Linked DNA regions of Mus musculus: region 2 is linked to region 1. Evidence: chromatin contacts called from ENCODE Hi-C or POLR2A ChIA-PET data. All regions are on one chromosome and are shown on one strand. Each heading gives the region's core, a stretch centred on a gene start or an enhancer-like site at or near the end of the contact. The rest is flanking DNA. Distances are from core to core; before and after follow the strand shown.

Evidence for each region. A loop is a pair of places that touch in the nucleus more often than their neighbours do. ChIA-PET counts read pairs that join two places held with the same protein, here RNA polymerase II (POLR2A).
Region 2: a map of heart shows a loop between it and region 1 (2.2-fold over the local background). The contact joins the promoter of Dcaf5 here to the enhancer-like site in region 1. A Hi-C loop is called at or near these places in 4 of 37 maps with a recorded cell type or tissue (gastrocnemius, heart and left cerebral cortex). POLR2A ChIA-PET finds 5 or more read pairs at or near these places in 1 of 5 experiments (Patski).

The regions. Positions count from the first base shown.
Region 1 is chr12:80,394,068-80,396,767 of GRCm38, reverse strand. The region is part of intron 5 of Dcaf5 (DDB1 and CUL4 associated factor 5); the gene reads left to right. Among named protein-coding and RNA genes, the nearest start is that of Mir1843a, 3.7 kb to the right of the region's middle. Within about 2 kb of position 1,307, at least 1 of the 3 ENCODE cell types and tissues checked has a DNase peak (open chromatin) inside an H3K27ac peak, as active enhancers do; it is left cerebral cortex, where a contact is called at or near this core.
Region 2 is chr12:80,435,331-80,438,046 of GRCm38, reverse strand. It overlaps Dcaf5 (DDB1 and CUL4 associated factor 5), which reads left to right and starts at 1,446. Exons shown (of 9, transcript NM_177267.5): 1 at 1,446-1,862. The coding sequence starts at 1,649.

The DNA of each region.
Region 1 (2,700 bases), core at 58-2,557:
AGTTGGAACTTCTGCAGCTGAGGAGTGCCTCTCATGTCGAGCAGGGTTCCCTGAGGCTCCAGGGCTGAGGAGACTGCCTCCTCACTCTGTCGCACATCCTTCACCCCTCCTGCTTCTCTGACACATAGTGCCACGCCCTCACATGGGCCTTTGCACCATGTGCCTAAGGAGGGCACTGTCTGCAAAGAGGACAGCCTCTTAGGTTCAGCATAGCATTCTCTGCCGTTTCAGTACAACGGTTCTATGTAAATAGGTCAAATTTGGACCAACAATGCCAGCGTCCCTCCAGCTTGCTGTCTGCTCTACTTAGAATTGCAGTGCACAGCTGGCAACTGGGGTGGAGCACTGAGGTTGCCTCCAGTAGAAAGCTTGAGTGGTTTATGGTGTCACAGCAGTGTGTTGAGAGGAGTGTCCTAATGTCTTAATTCTGATCTACCCCTGGAATCCCCAGCCAGTTTCTTACTGTGCACTGAGTGGACCCTTATCCCTTTTCCCCTTGGCTCCTCTCTAAATGTTGTTTCTTTTAAAATTTCTAAGCCATTCAACATGTTTGCTAAGGAGTAGGAAGAAGGTGAAAGGTTATCTGGGAGCAGTTCCAGGCCCATGTGGAAGGGTGATGTGCAGAGGAAGAGGAGAGGCTGGGCAAGCATCCCATAGGAAAGGCCCAGGCCCTAACTGATGATCACCATTTTATTTGTATAGTAACACACATTGGATTAAGACTTTTATGTAAAAAAGTGTAGAGAGAAAAGAGGAAAAATCCATTTGAATGTCCATTAGCTCATTTTTTCTTAGTCTGTAGTCGCTGCCTCTAAAGTCACACTCTAAATACAGTGAACAGTTTATGTGTCTGTCTTTTTGGAATATAATTTAATGTTGATACCAGTAAGTGTATCCTATGAATGATGGAAACATGTAATATGTTATAATACCCATGCTCATGTGTGTGTGAATGCATGGACACACACATTCATGTTCCACAGTACATGTGTAGAGGTCAGAGAACAACTTATAGCAGAAAGAATTCTCTCCCTCTACCATATGGGTCTCGGATCAAATTATGTCCAGTTTATAGGCTGTGGGAGGATCCGAGGGGTCTAAAGGGCTGCTGGGCACCTAGAGGTATAACTCCTTACGATCATGAGGAGGCCTTCCCACTGAGTACCTGTCCTTCTGGCACAGTTTATGGATACTGAGCTATTGAGCAGCTTCTTTTGCCTTCTCCTAAACCACACTGCTCCAGTTCAGCTTGAAGCCTGTGGGTGTGCCGCACAGTCATGCTGTCCCACTGCTGCCCTGAAATAAACCATGAGAGGGCTGGTTGGCAGGATAAAATGTTAACGGTGGGAAGGACTTGAGTTAGCATCTGCTCTGACCCCCCAGAGGGAACTGTAAGGGAAGACACTGACAGTGTGCGTTCTTCCAGTGCAATCTGAAGTCTTAAGACACCAATGTGGAGACAGGGTGTTATAGTCCAGGATGACCTTAAACTCATGGTCTTCCTGCCTCTGTCTCATTACAGGCCTATGTTACCACATGTGACTTGGCTCTAAGTTTTTGCCTTAAAAATATCCATTTAAAACATTATCTTATTTTATGTGTAGGAATGTTTTGCTTATGTATATGCACAACTTTGAAAAGTCTAAAGACCTTTTTTCATGATAACATCTAAAACTGAGCCATGGGCTCTTCTTTAAACTTCTTAATGTATTCAGGGTCCCAGCATTTCTTAAAGGCTTAATTTTAATCTTAAGCCCTTAGATGGCTTGCCTGGCCCAATAAACTTAAGGTTGGAAAGTTTAGCTTTTGGAGTTTAGGTGGTGATGACAGGGCCGTAGGGAGGAGAAACTTGCATATAATTGACTAAAAGAGAGAACTTCACACCCACAAGTATATTTTATATATTCAGACAAGATGTCATTGATTTCATTTAGATAGTTTCTGGTGTATTCTCGTAGCCATCCTTCTTTGTCAGTGCCGACATCCCACGTATGCCATGCTCGGACGCCTGCAGTAGCCTTGGAACAGTCTTTAGAACTGAGGTCCTCTACTGTGTAGAGAATGGAGAGAAAGCAATTGTCCCCCTTTCCTGCTCTGCCCATCTGATTCCTTCATTGCCTGTTTTAGCTGTCTACTCACCCACCATCTCCTCCCCTTTCCATCTTTTTGGTTTCTGTCAGGAGCTGTTAGTTTTATGTCAGGTAGCCATCTCTAGCTTTGACAAGGATAATAGGGGAGGTGGTTCTTTCTCTCCTAATAATAAAACCAGGCAAGTCAGGAATCCCCATAAAGATTTAACCTCATGAGATGGTATCTTAGGTGTTGTGTAAATAACATGTGAGGAAGTGGGCAAGTACAAATTCCTAATGGTGTGGTTGGATTTTGTTAGCTTGACACAAACCTAGATTTCTGAGAATAAGGAATCTCAGTTAAGGAGTCGCCTCCATCTGATTGGGATGTTGGCATGCCTGTGGGACATTTTCTTGATTGCTGATTGTTATTGGAGCTAGCTTACTGGGGTGGTGCCACCATGTGGTGGGTGTCCTGAGAAGAGGTATAAGAAAGGTATCCTGGTGACTAAGGATGTGTAGCATCTCTTTAGGTGGTTCTCAACCATTCGGGTTTCCTCAGTTGAGAATTCTTTGTTTAACTCTGTACCCCATTTTTTAAATAGGGTTATTTGATTCTCTGGAGTCTAAT
Region 2 (2,716 bases), core at 197-2,696, 41 kb before region 1:
CATGTGGTTGCTGGGATTTGAACTCAGGACCTTCGGAAGAACAGTCGGGTGCTCTTACCTGCTGAGCCATCTCACCAGCCCCTCATTTTCTTATTTAAGGGATAATATTCCATTTGAATTCTCATTTTTGGGTTTGGTGACCTTCTAATAAATTTAGAATGTTGTTATATGAACTTTTGAATTAACTACTTGCAAAAAAATAATTTTGCTTGACAGGTGAACCTCTTCCTCATTCCCCATCTTTATCTTAAGAATTTCTTTAGTTCATCTTTCACCTATGGTTGTATTTAACCACTCCTGTGCCATCTCTGGTCCTGAGATTGTAATTCGTGTTAAACTGAAAGGGCAAACCTGACACCTGCCTATTTCAGGTTAGTTAATTACCACTAATGATAGAGGATAGTTTCCTGGAAAAGCACTCCATTGAAAAGGGGACTTTCAACTTTACCTGGTAAAATTCCAGTGCACTTACCCAGTTTCCTCACTGAGGTCAACTCAACTGAGGACTCCTGCACTATTGAAAGGCAGCTACTTCTGGACTATACTGTGGCTGCTGGTTAACAGCTGTGCATCTCCAGGCCTCCATTCTCAAGACCTTTGGCCTCACCCCTACCAATGAAATAAGATACTGCTACGTTTCATAATGTTTCTTGTGGCTTGCAAATGCATCTGGAACCAATGGACAGAGGACCTTCTCAATTTGATTTTGGCAATTTTCTTCTCACTTTCTTTTGGGAGTGGGGGGTGGGGATTGTTAGTGCTAGAGATTGAACCCAGAACTTGAAGAATGCAAAAAGCATACGCTCTACTATATGGCTACTATATCAGCTCAATTCTCTTTTCACCTCTCCGCAACCCCCTAAACCCAAGTGTCCTATCAGCTTGAATAATTCTGCCTTTTTTTTTAAACCGATAGGCTGGGGGTGGTGGTGGGGGTGGTGGTGAGTGTCAATTAGAAAACTGAATTGGAGAATAGAAGGGTGTATCAACATTTTTGGAAAGGGCAGGTGCACCGATAAAACCCCACAGACAACCTCCTTCCAGACGTCCAGTCCAATCGTGGGTTCCCTCACTTGAACAGGGAACTGGGCGCCCCAGGAGGCAGCGAGCAGCGCTGGGCGAGCCGCTGTCCCTCCAGGGAAGGAGGGTGAGCCCGCAGGCCGGCTGCCACTCTGATTGTTACGCGTGTCCAACTTCAGAGTGCGGCGTGCCGGGGGTGCCCCGTCGCCGCCATCCTGAGCCAACCGTGGTTCGGCGCGGTCAGCGGCCGCTGCAAGCCGCCGCCCGCCATCTCCGGGCAGCCGTCCGCGGGGGAGGGGCAGCTGGCGCCCGCGTTCTCCGGCCCGGCGGCCGGCGGAAGAGCCCCGCACCGCGGAAGCGCGACCGCAGCTGGGGATCAGCTGCTGGAGGCGGCAGGGAGGCGGAGCCTAGGGGGGAAGGGGAGGGAGGGACGCGACCGTGAGGAAGCCGCGAACGCCGCCGACCGACCGTCTGCACACCTCGCTCCGTCTGCCATGGCTGGTTAAAGAAGCCTCCGGCTCGCTGCGCGCGGGGAGGGACGGGACGGGAGGGGAGCGGCGGCCCGGCGTGCGGCCGAGGGAGGGGCGGCGGCGCGAGCTGCAGCGGCGGTGGCGGCGGCGGTTCCAGCATGAAGAGGAGAGCTGGCCTGGGGGGCAGCATGAGGTCAGTGGTGGGCTTCTTGTCCCAGCGGGGCTTGCATGGGGACCCCCTGCTCACTCAGGACTTTCAGAGGAGACGCCTGCGGGGCTGCAGAAACCTCTACAAGAAGGACCTTCTCGGCCACTTCGGCTGTGTCAATGCCATTGAATTCTCCAACAATGGAGGCCAGTGGCTGGTCTCAGGTAAATCAACCCCCTTCCTTCCCCTCCCCGCGCCTCCCGCTCCCCTTCCAGCTGCCCCTTCCCCTTCCCCGCCACCCTCCTGCTGCCCTGCGTCCCCACCCCCGCCCTTCTCAACCCCTCTCCAGCGGTGGGAAGATTTGGTGTGAAATTAATACCATTGCAGGGGGAGGGAGGAAGGGAGGGGGGAGGGAAGGAAGAAGGGGAAGGAGAGGAGGATGTCTTCTATATATATAAAAAAAGACCTAAAATGGTTGACAGGTCTTTAATGTGCTTTATCCCAAGTGCAAAGTGGTCCCTCCAGATGCCTGCCCCACCAGTGTGGGTCGGGGAGGGGGACGAGGTTACGGTTTGACTAAGTTGGTTGGCAAACTCTTCCTCTGCGTAGTTTAAAAGGTGCGGGGGGCACTGGGGGGAGGGCTGGCCGGGGGGGGGGGGGAGACCAAGGCTCGCCAAAGGCCAGGCGAAGCTCGAGCCCCAGTCCTCGGTGTCATGGAGAAAAGGGGCCTCGGAGCCGGAGGCCGGCGGTGACAGAGCCGGACACCGTGGGGCCAGCGGGGTCGGGCGGGTGGTGACGGGTAGCAGAGAGGCGTCCCCTCCCCCTGGCTCTCTCAGGGCCCAATCCCATCTCCCAGCACGCAGTGGTAGCCTCTTCAGCGTCTTGTTTTTATTATGGTTCCGAGAGTGGCGAGGGCTCTAGCGACCTAGGGACACCAACCAGCCTGAACTTGGATGCGCTGTTCGGGAGGCAGGGCTTCAGGAGGACCCCCCGGGAGACCTACTGGCGGGAGGCGGGCTCCAGGACCCCCTTCACCCGCGCGGCTCCTGTTGCAGGGCTGCTCGCCTCCTCCCCCACC